Regions from separate parts of the Homo sapiens genome. Here region 1 is linked to region 2. A link is an interaction called in ENCODE POLR2A ChIA-PET data of the cell type or tissue named here. Cell type or tissue: IMR-90. All regions are shown on one strand. Links, peaks and the distances in the headings refer to the core of each region. The heading gives the core; the rest is flanking DNA.

What was found. ChIA-PET counts read pairs that join two places held together with the same protein. Peaks named below come from ENCODE experiments on the same cell type or tissue, not always from the same donor. Only the 100,000 strongest peaks of a DNase experiment are listed, where the experiment ranks them.
Region 1: POLR2A ChIA-PET joins it to region 2 with 10 read pairs; 1 of 35 experiments calls an interaction of 5 or more read pairs at or near these places.

The regions. Positions count from the first base shown.
Region 1 is chr11:58,026,851-58,034,234 of GRCh38, forward strand. The region is part of intron 1 of OR9Q1 (olfactory receptor family 9 subfamily Q member 1); the gene reads left to right. It overlaps OR6Q1 (olfactory receptor family 6 subfamily Q member 1), which reads left to right and starts at 4,103. Exons shown (of 1, transcript NM_001005186.2): 1 at 4,103-5,056. The coding sequence starts at 4,103. The coding sequence ends at 5,056. In IMR-90, for the core only: no CTCF peak of the experiment used is centred there; a DNase peak (open chromatin) is centred at 2,111; H3K27ac peaks cover 1,602 bases.
Region 2 is chr11:57,305,456-57,312,839 of GRCh38, forward strand. TNKS1BP1 (tankyrase 1 binding protein 1) reads right to left here. Exons shown (of 12, transcript NM_033396.3): 5 at 7,079-7,384; 6 at 2,940-5,101. Among named protein-coding and RNA genes, the nearest start is that of TNKS1BP1, 16 kb to the right of the region's middle. RefSeq lists a silencer at 5,816-6,025. In IMR-90, for the core only: no CTCF peak of the experiment used is centred there; no DNase peak of the experiment used is centred there; H3K27ac peaks cover 880 bases.

The DNA.
Region 1 (7,384 bases), core at 1,862-5,861, 720 kb after region 2:
ACACTAGAGAAAGAAGTAATGAGACATTTAAAAATTATTTTATTCTTTTAACTCTTTGAATGTTGTTCTCCATATATCAATCCAATCTATTTGACAACTTGAATTCATTTCTTGAGTCTCTCAAAGAATGCAATTTGGTGTCAGGCAGTAGAGGAAGAACTGATGGCGATTCAAGCATTTTTCTAGAATCATTCAGTTTAGATTTTGGGTTTCTGATTTGGAATTCAAGAAAAGCTTCCCTTGCAGTTTGTTAATTAGCATTAGGGTAGGGGGAGCAGTAAGGACTCACTGGGCTTCTGTGCAGGTGCAATTGCCCACGCATGCCCAACCAAACCCTGGGTATCAGTTGTCCCCCGTCTCCCATTTCTCTGCAGAACAAGAGACAACAGATAATTTGAGGACAGTTTGGCTGCTTGGTGGTGGCAGAGGTGGTATGTGTGTCCATAAAGTAGGGTAACTACTGCTTGACACAGTAAAGTGGTGTTCTTTTTCGCTCATGTAACAGTCCTGTGTGAGTCTAGGGCAGGGATTGGCAAATTACAGCCCATGGTCCAAATCCAGCTTGTAGCCTGTTTGTGTATGGACCATGAGCTAAGAAAGGGTTTTACGTTTTAAAGAGTTGCAAAAACAAACAAAATAAACCCACAGAGAAGAATATGTGGCGGAAACTGCCTGTGGCTCATAAAGCTTAAACTATTTAAATCTGATCCTTTACAGAAAATATTGGGTAATCCCTGCTCCAGGAAGAAGTGAGTCGTTTTCTTCAGGGATCTAGGATCCTGCCAGCTGTTGGCTCTATGATGGGGAAAGAGATAGTGGGGAAACTGCTCCTGCTTCTTAAAAAAATCTCAGCCCACAGGTGAAATGCCTCATTGCCTAGATGCAAGGGGATAAAAAGCCGTCGGCTGTCCCTCTCTCCTTCTCTCTTATATCCTACTTCTTTACCCCTCCTTCAGCTTTTGAGAAACAAGAGCAGATCCTTTCAATGTAGCTAATCTGGGCCTGATACAAAGGCCACAGGTTCTGGCACTCTCTCTCTAAGCCATGGATCAGAGAGCTGAAAGTATTAAAAAATAATACCTGCTCTGTACCAGGCCCCAGGGTGGATGTCGGGGGGGCATCTGTACCAGGCCCCAGGGTGGATGCTGGGGCACCTGCTCTGTACCAGGCCCTGAGATAGATGCTTGTGGCCCTTGCTTTGTACCAGGCCCTGGGGCAGATGGTGGGAGAATCTGCTCTGTGCCAGGCCCCATGGTGATGCTGGAGAAACCTGGTCTGTACCAGGCCCCAGGGTGGATGCTGGGGGCACCTGCTCTGCATCAGGCCTCAGGATGGATGTTGGGGGTACCTGCTTTGTACCAGACCCTGGGGTAGATGCTGGGGGCATCTGTACCCTCCACCGTGGTTCCTAGGTCAGAGCAGGTGCCCTCTGCATTTGTTTGCTTGACCTGCATACAAGTTTGGAGGAATGAGATAAGGAAAAAGCCTTCCTAGTGAAGACAGGACTATCAAACCTGAGTCACAGATGAAAGGACAGGTAAGATTTAGAAAAATAGTAAGAATTTATAGATGACACAAGAGAGCTAGTAAATTGCAGACCCAGGGCTTGATCCCAGAGCTGTTTGACTCTAAATCTCATCCTCTCCATGACTATGAAAAATAATGAATTTTTCAGAGAATTTGACTGTGAAACTGTCTAACACCGTAAGTCAAGTCAAACTTCTAGAGCATCTGTGTGCAGTATCTCCACTGGGAAGGGTGATCATTGTTTGGAGGCTGCTACATTGTAAGTGAGGTTGCAAACGAGATAAATGGGTGGAAATTGCATCCTGAAATTTCCTTGAGCCAACAGAAGCATGAAGTGTCTGGGGCTGCAATGCAATTATGTGAGAGGAAGCCAATGTTTATAGACTTCCCACTGTGGGGATGTTAGGCATGGCGAAGACGCACGCAGAAATCTGAAAACTTTGGACTTGTTTATTTCTGATTTTTTATCTCTACATGCTTTCATTGCCAGGAATTCTGAAGCCAGAAGGAACTTGCTAATTATTTATAGGGGAAAGAGCAAGGGCTTTAGACCTTGGCAAACCTGGATTCAAATTCCAGTTCAGGAATCTGTGACTGTAGCAAAACACTATTTCTTTTTCTCCAAAGGGTCAGAAATAGTGAATAATTTGCCCAAGTTACACAACTAGGGTATAACTGCTTTATTTATGTTACTGCATAACAAAGCAGCCTAAAACTTAGTGGTTTAAACAGCAATCAGTTATTTAGCTCACAGATTTTTAATTTGGGGAGGGCTCAGAAGGGAAGGCTGGTGTCAGCTTGGCCAGCTCAACTGGGGGCTGAATGATCTATTTCTCAGACAGCTTATTCATCCGGCTGGTACGCTGCTGCTGGCTGTCAGTGGAAGCTTGGCCAGGCTGAGGCCTGAGGGACTTAGTTCCTCTCCACCTAGGCCTTTCCACAGGCTGGATAGGCTTCCTCACACTACTGTCACTGGGTTTCAAGAAGCAAGAAGAGGAAACTGGGGTTTCCAAGTCCCGGGCCTGGAACCTGGCACAGCATCACTTCCCCCTTATTCTGTTGTTAAGCAGTCACAGAACCCAGATTCAATGGGAATAGCCATAGACCTCACTTTTGGATGGGAAGAGTGTTCAAGAATTTGGGGCTGTATTTTAAAACTGGCACAAAAATGGAGATATTATATTTTCTCATTTAATTCTAAAATGAGATAGGAAGTAATCTCTTTGGAACTCTTGTATTATCTGTTTTTTAAAAAATGGGATTATTTAGTGATTCACTCATGGTCACATATTTCAAGTTGATATTGGAGCTTAAATTCAAACCCAGTGTGGATTCAAACCCAATTATGTTGATTCTATCTCTTAATAGTCATATTCAGTCTCCTACTGGCATTTCTGCAGTTAAAGTCACCATCACTCCATGCTATACTTGCAACAACCTCCTAACCCAGCCTTCCTGCCTCCTCCTTTTTTTTTTTTTTTTGACATTAAGTCTTGCTCTGTTGCCCAGGCTAGAGTGCAGTGGCATAATCTCAGCTCACTGCAACCTCTGCCTCCTGGATTCAAGTGATTCTCCTGCCTCAGCCTCTTGAGTAGCTGGGATTACAGGTGCCCACCACCACGCTGGGCTAACTTTTGTACTTTTAATAGAGACAGGGTTTCACAATGTTGGCCAGGCTGATCTTGAACACCCAACCTCAGGTGAGCTGCCTGCCTTAGACTCCCAAAGTGCTGGGATTACACATATGAGCCACCGGGCCCGGCCTCTGGCTCTTATCTTGTTCCCCTCCAAACCTGCCCCTTCTAAGGGGTAAAAAGAATAGCATTGCTTCTCTGCTTATAATTCTTAAAGTCTCCCTGTGACCTTTAGACTGAAGCTCAGCTTTTTCCTTTCCCTTAATTTGGTTGCTAGCCCTTCATGGTGTCCCAGCCTACTCCTCAGGCTCAGAAACAGTCATTTTCTCTCTGTATCTTATTCCAGGAGATGTCAACATGTAGATTTCCCCCTTGACATTTATTGACTCAAACATGATGCTAAGTGCTTTACAGGAATTATCTAACTTACATTTTCACAACAAATCTGTTAGGTTCTCTTTTATTTGAATCTAGGTATGCTTGCTTGGGAAATCAAGCTCTTGAACTCCATGGTAAACTGTCTCTACTTGAAGTTTCCCCAATGCACAATCTCCTCTCTGATGTCTGGAATTTTATACTTGTGATGTCTTCTCTCTATCTCTACCTTTTGTCTCACTAACTTATACTTCCTTTTCAGGTTCAGCTATAGACAGTCTTCCCTCCAGGAAGATTTCTCAAGACTGGTTGAGCTTCCCTGATATTTCTGCTCATAGTATCCTGCCTTATTCTTAGCCAGTGCATTTCATTTTGTACTAATATTATTTGTTTTCTCATGTCCCTCATGAACTGTGAATTCTTTGAGGGTAAGAACAGTGTGTTGACATCATGTTTCTCTTCTGAAGTGAAAGGCATTTTAGTACAACATCCTCCAACCTCACAGGTTCTCTTTGAGCTCTCATTGTCTATGAGGCTATGAGTTTGCTGAGCTCTCACTGCCACATATGCAACCATATACCAAAAACTGGACCCAGGTAACTGAATTTGTCATGATGGGCTTTGCTGGCATCCATGAAGCACACCTCCTCTTCTTCATACTCTTCCTCACCATGTACCTGTTCACCTTGGTGGAGAATTTGGCCATCATTTTAGTGGTGGGTTTGGACCACCGACTACGGAGACCCATGTATTTCTTCCTGACACACTTGTCCTGCCTTGAAATCTGGTACACTTCTGTTACAGTGCCCAAGATGCTGGCTGGTTTTATTGGGGTGGATGGTGGCAAGAATATCTCTTATGCTGATTGCCTATCCCAGCTCTTCATCTTCACCTTTCTTGGGGCAACTGAGTGTTTCCTACTGGCTGCCATGGCCTATGATCGTTATGTGGCCATTTGTATGCCTCTCCACTATGGGGCTTTTGTGTCCTGGGGCACCTGCATCCGTCTGGCAGCTGCCTGTTGGCTGGTAGGTTTCCTCACACCCATCTTGCCAATCTACCTCTTGTCTCAGCTAACATTTTATGGCCCAAATGTCATTGACCATTTCTCCTGTGATGCCTCACCCTTGCTAGCCTTGTCGTGCTCAGATGTCACTTGGAAGGAGACTGTGGATTTCCTGGTGTCTCTGGCTGTGCTACTGGCCTCCTCTATGGTCATTGCTGTGTCCTATGGCAACATCGTCTGGACACTGCTGCACATCCGCTCAGCTGCTGAGCGCTGGAAGGCCTTCTCTACCTGTGCAGCTCACCTGACTGTGGTGAGCCTCTTCTATGGCACTCTTTTCTTTATGTATGTCCAGACCAAGGTGACCTCCTCCATCAACTTCAACAAGGTGGTATCTGTCTTCTACTCTGTTGTCACGCCCATGCTCAATCCTCTCATCTACAGTCTTAGGAACAAGGAAGTGAAGGGAGCTCTGGGTCGAGTCTTTTCTCTCAACTTTTGGAAGGGACAGTGAGGAGGCAGGTGGGAACCCAGTTTCCTTGCCTTGGATATTTAAAAACAGGTTAGTCAATAACATTTAAGCTGAGACCAAATCAAGAATGCAGTTCCATTTATAACAGCCACAAAAAATACAATACCTAGGAATACAACTAACCAAGGAAGTGAAAGATATTTATAAGGGGAACCACAAAACACTGCTAAAAGAAATCAGAGATGACACAAACAAATGAAAAAACATCCCATGCTCACAGATTGGAAGAATCAATATCATTAAAATGGTCACACTGCCCAAAGCAATCCGCAGATTCAATGCTATTCCTATCAAACTATCAATGTCATTTTTCACAGAATTAGAAAAAACAATTCTAAAATTCATATGAAAGCAAAAAAGGAGCCCAAATTGCCAAAGCAATCCTAAGCAAAAAAAACCAAAAAAATAAATCTGGAGGCATTATATTATCTGACTTAAAACTATACTATAAGGCTACAGTAACCAAAACAGCATGGTGCTAGTACAGAAACAGACACATAGACCAATGGGACAGAATAGAAAACCCAGAAATAAAACTGTACATTGCTACCAACTGATCTTTGAAAAAGCTGACAAAAATAAGCAATGGAGAAAAGATTCCCTACTCAATAAATGGTGCTGGGAAAACTGGCTAGCCATATGCAGAAGACTGAAACTGAACCTCTACTTATCACCATATTCAAAAATTAAGATGGATTAAAGACTTAAATATAAGACCTCAAACTATAAAAAAATCCTGGAAGAAGACCTAGGAAATACCCTTCTGGACATTGGTCTTGGGAAAGAATTTATTACTAAGTTCTCAAAAGCAATTGCAATGAAAACAAAAATTAACAAGTGGGACTTAATTAAATAGCTTCTGCACAGTAAAATAAACTGTTGACATGACAAACAGGTAAACTACCAAATAAAAGAAAATATTCGCAAACTATGCATCTGACAAAGGTTTAATATCCAGAATCTATAAGGGACTTAAATCAACAAGAAAAAAACAATTAATCCCATTAAAAAGTGGGTAGAGGACATGAACAGACACTTATCAAAAGAAGATATCCAAGTTGTAAACAACCATATGAAAAAATTCTCATCATCACTAACCATCAGAGAAGTGCAAATGAAAACATAATGAGATATCATCTCATGCCAGTTAGAATGGCTATTATCAAAGAGTCAAAAAATAACAGATGTTGGAGAGGTTGCAGAGAAAAGGGAATGCTTATGCACTGTTGGTGAGAGTGCAAATTAGTTCAGCCACATGGAAAGCAGTTTGAAGATTTCTCAAAGAATGAAAAATAGAACTGCTATTCAAGCCAGCAATCCCATTACTAGGTATATACTCAAAGTAAAATAATCGTTCTATCAAAATGACACATGCACTTGTATGTTCATCATGACACTATTTGCAATAACAAAGAGATGGAATCAGTCTAGGTGTCTATCAATGGTAGATTGGATAAAGAAAATGCAATACATATACACCATGGAATACTATGCAGACATGAAAAAGAATGAAATTGTATTATATGCAGCAACATGGATGTAGTGGGAGGCCATTATCCTAAGCAAATTAATGCAGAAACTGAAAATCAAATATTTTGTTTTCTCACTTGTAAGTAGGAGCTAAATCTTGGGTACACATGAACATAAAGATGGGAATAAGAGATACTGGGGACCTCAAAAGGAGGGAGAGAGGGGAGGGGGCAATGGCTGAAAAACTGCCTGTTGGGTACTATGTTCCCATCTAGGTGACAGAATGAATAGAGTCCAAACCTTACCATCCCACAATATATCCTTGTGACAAATCTGCACATGTACCCCCTGAATCTAAAATAAAAATGGAAATTAAAAAAATAAAAGGACAGTGGTGAGGACTATGGAAGGGAGCTATGGTCTGAATAGTCAGGAGTTATGGACTATATATTAGATAAAGTAAAATGCTAAGTCTCTATAACAAGAGAGACTTAACTATAGTGTAGCTTAAAGAATGAAGGAGATTTTCTTTTTCTGGCAAGAGTCCACAGTGAGTGTTCCAGCCTGGTGGTGGCTCTGTTCAACTTTAAGGATGCAAGTTTATTCTATCTTGCAGGATCAACATCCCCTAGGATGTTGGCTAAGAAAGTTCTGCTGGCCAAATCCAGCTCAGCACTTGCTTTTTTTTTTTTTTTTTTTTTTTTTTAGACAGAGTCTTGCTCTGTCGGCCAGGCTAGAGGGAGTGCGGTGGCGTGATCTCGGCTCACTGCAAGCTCCGCCTCCCAGGTTCATGCCATTCTCCTGCTTCAGTCTCCCGAGTAGCTAGGACTACAGGGGCCC
Region 2 (7,384 bases), core at 1,201-5,200:
GAGGACCAAGACGGTATCCCACCCCACCCTCCACCACTGCTCCAGAGGCAAACATGGCGCTGGAACTACAAAACGTGAATATCCCAGTGTTCTGAGACCTGAAATGAGGGAGGGGTGAAGCTGGAAAGATGTGTCTAGAGAAATAGCAGCTGACCTTGACCCCAGAGAGACAGGGAGGGTGCCCAGAGAAGACTGCACGGCTTGGGCCCAGGGAGACAAGAAGAACCCACAGCCACCAGCCGTGGGAACCGGTGCAAGTCACACTGCCTCTCTGGGTCTCAGTTTCCCTAGTTTTTGTGAGGAACAATTAACAAAACCCCATGAGTACTGGGAGTAAGTTACTCCCAACTTACAGACGAGGAATCGGAGGCCCGCAGAAGAGAACAAACTTGCCCAAGGTCACAGAGGTGGTGACAGAATCAGAACGCAAGCCTGGCAGATGGACCCAGAGCCAGACCCCTCTGAGCTATTCTCAAGGACTTCTCGTTACAAAGGGAACCTCCAAAATTTTCTTTAAAGAGAAAGTGCCCATAGTGGGCCAGGCATGGTGGCTCATGCCTGTAATCCCAGCACTTTGGGAGGCCGAGGTGGGTGGATCACCTGAGGTCTGTCTGGAGTTCAAGACCAGCCTGGCCAACATGGTGAAACCCCATCTCTGCTAAAAATACAAAAATTAGCCGGGCGTGGTGATGTGCGCCTGTATTCCCAGCTACTCAGGAGGCTGAGGCAGGAGAATCGCTTGAACCCAGAAGGCAGAGGTTGCAGTGAGCCAAGATCGCACCACTGCACTTCAGGCTGGGAGCCTGGGCGATAGACCAAGACTCCGTTTCAAAAAAAAAAAGAGAAAGTGCCCATAGTGTAGAATTTCCCTACATCAGAATTTCCCTGCTCAGAACACTAGGTTCTTGGACATTAGCCAAATTAGCTTGGAAAATACTGCATTACTTGTCTTTAAGGTACTAATATATGCTAATATACAGACTAAGTCTTCTGTACGGCCACAGAGTACCCAGCATTTTCCAAACATATTCACAGACTGGTATTCTTTAGGACACATTTTAGAAAAGGCTGCCCGAAAGCATAAAATTCAAACAAGCCCCTCGAACTCCTCTCTAAAGCAACTGTTTTCGTTCGGCTTTTTGAGGAGCCGTGCTTTCTGTTAGGAGCCACGCTTTCTGTTGCATACAATGAGGCTCACCTGTATGGCATCACGGCTAACCCCTGAACTCGGGTTAAAGTCAACACTGGCCAGATTACGGTAACACAACCACAAAAGCCTGGGTGTTTTAAAGACACAATGATGACACTATCCTCCTCTTCCCCTAACCTAGTCCCATCACAATCCCCGCCCCACCTCCCTCCATCCTAAACTAAGGGAACAAGATGATCACTTTCCACTTCTTAAGAGCCACCCCACACAGAACGGAAAGGCAGAGAGCTGTGGTGGTGGGGGGGGGGGTTGGGTGGGAGGGGGGCAGTGGTCCCACAGTGGCCACACCTGAAAGCAGTTAACATATACAAGTGAGAAAGAGGTACTCCTGACTCTTTGCCCTTAAGGGGTCACACCACCTTTCGACCCTCCAGCGGAGAGGATAAAAATCACTTTCCTGCTTCACAGAGCAGCTGTGAAGATCAATGAGGTAAGACGTGTGGTTAAGCATGGGGTGTGCAAAGTTCTATGAGTCCCAGGAAGAGAAATCAGGAACAACCACGCCAAGCCTGGACTCTCCCCTGCACCAAGAACATTAAAGCTGGAACTCTGCACTTCCTGAGTCAAACCCTGAGAAACTGAGGCTCAGAGCCCAGCAACCTGCCCAGGACCACAAGGGCCTCCCAACTCCTAGTCCTGCGCCCTCCCCTCGTCCCTGCAGTCCTCAATGCAGCCTCAGTGGTTCCCTGTGCTCCGTCACCACCCCGTCAACAGCCTGAGTCGTCAGGAAGCTCCACTTCCTCAAATCCCCCTGGGCATCTCACTGGGCCCATCTTCCTCTCTCCCTTCTCCTCCTCCATCCCAAATGCCTCTCCAGAGTCCCCAAGACCACCATGATATGCTCTAGCCCCTTCCTGCTCCTCTCCTCCCACCACCAACCCCTTCCACTTATAAAAGCCCCTGCCCCACACTTCCCTTGCCTTCCCCACATACCCAGTGAGAAGCTCCCACTGTGGGGCTGGAAAAGGTAACATTTTCTGCTCACTAAAGGGAATAAAAGCGAATCTCAATGGATGGAAATGTTAACAAAACGGATGCAATGCCTTTTTAGCACGTTTCTCAGCTGCAAAACCATCTCAGCTGGTTTTAAAACATCCATGAAACAGACTGTGCTTGCCTTGCAAAGCCTTTGGAAAGTTCTTTCAGCAAATTTGCACAGAGGCCAAGGTCATGGGGCCAGGTCCCCATACCCTTCAGGTTCTTGAACTTGCTATTCCAGGCTTCAAGACAGGACAGGCAAGAAGCACCAAGTACCTAACCTCTTTGAGAACCCGTGGGTTCCACTGTCCACTCCACTCCTGGCTGTGGTGGCCCCAGCCAAGAAGACACGGAATTCTCTGCCCTATACCTATGAAACCACCTGTGGCTTCAGGGCTGAGAGGCCTGGGGAACGGCTACTGTGTACAAGAGTAGAACCCATCAGAAACCATCCAAGCTATGACATGCACCATTTCCCCCGTCACAGTCACAATTCCAAATCACCAAGCTCAAACATGGGTTGCAAAAGTAACACATTAGTCATCCTTCAAAAAAGGAACTCACCTGTATGTGTATCATATTTCAATTATTTTTAAGTAGAACTAAAAATTCTTAGTCCAAAATGTCTCAATTACCCAAACACTAAAAGTCCTCAGGAAAAACTGTTTCTTCCCTCCTCAGAAAGGTTCCGATTTCTTGGACAGCCTTCACATGTTCCCTCCCACACTTGGGATGGGGCTCCGTTCATTACCTTGCTCCGAAGCTGAGGGCTTCTCCTGTCTCCATTCCAGGGTCTGCAGGGTGTGGCTCCAAGGAAGACGAGGAGTAATCTTCACCCTGGGTCTCTGGCCCACTTGTCTCACCAACCCCCAGCTCCCTGGCCTCCAAGGGGTCTCTGGCCTCCAGGCCAGGAGACAAGCTGCCATTGTGCCTCAGGCCGGGCTCTGGGCACTGGCTCACCCCGCCCACCCCATGCTCCCTGGCTTCACTTGGAGCCCCAAAGAGCTCCACATTCTGGGGCGCCAAGTCCTGGGTCCAGTCCATCTGCCCCACTCCACATCCCCGTAGCCCCTGAGAACCTCCAGAGTCTGGGTCACAGGTCACCTCCAAATCCCTCAGGCCCAGATTGTTACCCCAGTCCATCTGGCCCACCCCAAGCTCTTTGGACTCTCCAGGACTGCAGACTGCCCCTGGGGCCATGTTTCTCAGCCCAAGGTCAGGTGTCCAGTCTGCCTGTCCAACTCCACGCTCCCTTGATTTAAGGAACTCTCCGGCCTCCACACCTGACCAGTCAGTCTGCCCCACGCCACTCTCTCTGGCCTGGCTGTGGCCTCCTCCCTCCCCGACCTCAGCCAAATCTTTGCTCTTCACATTAACATCAGAAGTCCAGTCCTTCTCCCCAACTCCGATTCCCCCCGGCTCTTCAGACCCTCCACTTTCCAAACAGCCGGTCAGGTTCATGTCTCTCAAGCTCAGGCCACCTGACCAGCCCATCTGTCCCACGGCACTCTCCCTGGCCTCGCTCGAGCCCCCAGAACCCACACAGCTGGACACTTCCAAGTTCCTGAGACCCAGCTGGTCAGTCCAGTCCACCGAGCCAGCTGTGGTCTTCCCAGGAGGCACAAAGTGACCACCTTCCATCTTGCTAGAAGGGCTAAAGCCAGCACCACTCACTCTGTCGTTGCCAATGATGCCAAACTGATAGCTCCTCTCACTGGCCTCGATGCAGAAGTCCCGGCTCCAGTCCTGCTGCCCTGGGCTAAATGCTGCCTCTCGCTGGGGGCCAACACTGAGGCTAAACTCACCGACCCAGCCTCGCTTTCCCATCTCCCCATCTTCCAGGTCAGCACTGCCAGGGCCCTGAGCCCCTGCCTGCTGTCTCTCCTGATGCCCTCCCACCTCCTGGCTAGCATCACTGTTTTGCCAGCTGCTCTGGTCTCTCTGCCCGAGTGCCCCATCCGGCACGTGGGCAGTGCTAGGACTGAACAAGCCCCCGGATCCTCTCTCTCCTGGCCGGCCAGCATCCCTGCTGCCCTCTCCAAGGCTGTCTTCCACACTTGGAATCTTCTTCTCAAATTCCTCATCCTGTTGCTGGGCTTCCTCGGGGCTGAACCCAGAGCTCAGGGGTCTCGTTCCAAAGCTTCTGTCCTGGGCGTCAAGGGTCCTGGAGCTGCCACCACTGCTGTAGTCCCTTATCCAAGCGCTCTTCCCAAACTCCTGTTCCTGTGGCTCCGCAGCCCGGCTGCCATAGGTGCCGAGTGACACATCTCTCTTCTGAAACTCCCAGTCCTGCTCATCGGCATCCTGGCTGCTGTACCTACCATGGTGGTCCCTCTTCCCCAAATCTTGGCCCTGCTCGTTGGCATCTTGGCTGGCATAAGCACCCAGAGAATCTCTCTTCCCAAATTCCCAGTCCCCAAGGCTTACATCTCGACTACTGTAGGTACCCAGTGAATCTCTCTTTCCGAATTCCTGGTCCTGGAGTTCTGCATCCCGGCTGGAGTAAGTGCCCTGGGAATCCCTCTTTCTGAACTCCCAGTCCTGAACATCTGCCTCCTGGCTCCGCTGAGTGCCAAGCTGGGCTGGCTTTCCAACTACCCGGTCCTGGGCTGTGAGCACCCCTGGGGCAGACACTTTACTCTGGTCTTGGCTGCTGCTGGCCTCCATCTCCTCCTGGCCGATGCCACACCTGCTGGCCCACTCCCTGGTGCTCCCTTCCCCTGCTCCTTGCCCATACTTGCTGGTCCAGTCCCTCTCTCCGAGACCTGGGTCTCCTCTAGGGCTTGCACCCCCAAGGCCATAGTCCTGAGAAGCACCTTGACACCAGCTGGAAGGACTGAAACTGCTGGGCTGTGGGTCTCCTGTGATCCCAAATTCACTCTGCAGATCTTTCTGGGACCAGCCAAGGAGTCCCTGGGAATAAGAAAAAAAAACAGACAAAGAAACAACGATTAGATTCCATCAGGGTGGGAGTCAATCCAGCAGAGTCAGCGCTGCCTAGTGCCTGAAAGCCCCACTTTGGCAACAGAAAGCTGTGTGACCTTGAGCAAATCACTTAACCACTCTGGGTCTCAGCGTCCTCATCCTTAAACGAGGATAATTCCTATTGCATGGGGCTGGTGTGAGAGGATTAAATGAGATCATTTAGACCAAGCACTCAGCATAGTGCTTGGCATGCAGTGGGCACTCAATCGATGGTCCCATGGTCATGTTTACAACTCTTGGGCAATACTTGGCTAACAGCCAGGAGAGGAGTGGTCTTCACACAGGAATGGCAGGCAGTGCACTTTCCTTTTGATTAGGAGAGGTCAAGATTCAAAGCCTCTCTGCGACTTCCCTTGCAAGGCAAGGTTCCAACACCAATGACAGCTTTTCCAGCCCGTCCTCCCCCATGCCCCATCTGACCCCCATCCTCCTATAAGTACCCAGGCCCTTCTTCCCCAGCCAAAGTGCCGTCTGCTCAATCTTCCCCAGGAAGACCTCTCAGCCCTCACCCTGGCCCAGGAAAGACAAGAGGGGCAGCCTCTGGCACAGGGGAAAATCCCAGCCAGGGCTTCTTGCACCCCACCCCCCACCTCACGCTCCCTGACTCACCCTTGTGGGCGGGAGAGCCCTGGGCTCAGGGCTTCGGAGCCGGCCAGCCTCATCCCTCAGCGCAGCGTTGGCCAGCAGCCGCTCCAGGATAGACATGCTGGCCTCCCCATCCCCAGGCTGGGCCATGGCCCCCCGCCCCCAACCCGCCTTGGGGCTGCTGGGTGCGGCCAGCCGGGCGCAGGGATAGAGCTGGGCTGCTACCCGCGCTGGGACCTGTCCGACGGCTCTGGCGCTGGCTCTCCCTCACCCTGGCCCTGCTCCCTCCGGAGCAGCTGCAGCTTGGGCAGCCCCGCCCAGGAGCCAGTTGAGTCACCCACATCCCGGGACAGACACACCTACTACAGGAGTCAGCTTAACCCCTTCCTGCTCCTCCTTCTCCCCGCCCCGCAGCCCCCAGAGGCCCCCTGGCTCCTCCTTTCCTGCAGCCCCGCCCCTTGCAGCCCAGGCCCGGCTTGAGAAATAAATTTCGAAAGCCACCTGGCCCCCGGCCCTTAAATTCAGAGGCAGCCTGGTAGGAGAAAGGGCACTGGGCCGGGAAACGGCGCTGGCCCGGGCCCAGCCACCAACTTGCTGGATAACTGCACAAGGCTAACCTCCTCTGAGGCCCAGCTGCCTGTCTACAAAGCAGGTCTGGAGCTCAATGTTAATAACGTTTGTAAAAGCCAACACTTCTTAAGCACTTAGGATGAGCCAGGCACTATTCTTAGCACTTTAGACATTACAGCTCATTGAACCCTTGCCAACACCCTTGGAGGTAGAACTCATCTTGTTATCCACATTTTACAGATGTGGAAACTGAGGCAGAGGGCAGAAAAGTCACTCTTTTAAGGTCACACCTGGGCAAAGGAAAGCAGAGCCAGGAGATGAACCCAGGAGCCCACGCTCTAAATGGCTACACTATTTTGCCTTGAACGATATTCCCATAATGAGAGACTGAATACTCAGCACCTGCCACGCACTGTGCCGAGAGCTTTCCACCTCGATTTACCCACAATATAACTCTAAGAGGCCAATGCTACTATCAGGAAAGCACTCTGAAGCCCAGCAGTTAAGGTACGTTCTTCCCAAGACCAATCAGCTAGCGATTGCTGGAGCTGGGATAGAGCCTCACACGAAACCCCACACACACACCGTCCTGTGTGGCTCTGCAGAGCTACAATCTGCAGGTCCACAGCTGCCTTGCTCACTACCACAGCCCAAGCTCTCGACATGTAAAATCCATGTTCAAAGAATGAAGCCCACCCAAGCCCTGGCCTCTGTCCCCAGAAGTCCCATTCTCCCTATGCCCATTCTCACCTCAGAGCAGGTACTTGGGGACTGTGTGTCCTTCAGCTCAGCTCCAGCTCCCCGCCTTGCACCGCCACCACTGGGTGGTGGTGAAGCCAGGAGGTCGTCCAGCCAGCGGGAGCTGCTTTCAGGGCCTGGAGGCTCGGGGGATGCCCTACACAAGTCTTGAGCCTCTGTCCTGGCTTGGGTGGTCTCAGCCCGGGCTAGGGTCACGGCCTCCTCCTCAACAGGCAGTGCCTGTCCAGGCTCAGGGGCATCAGCAAAGAGAACACAGGGCTGGTCAGGGGCTGCTGGCTGCTCCTGCCCCAGGACTGG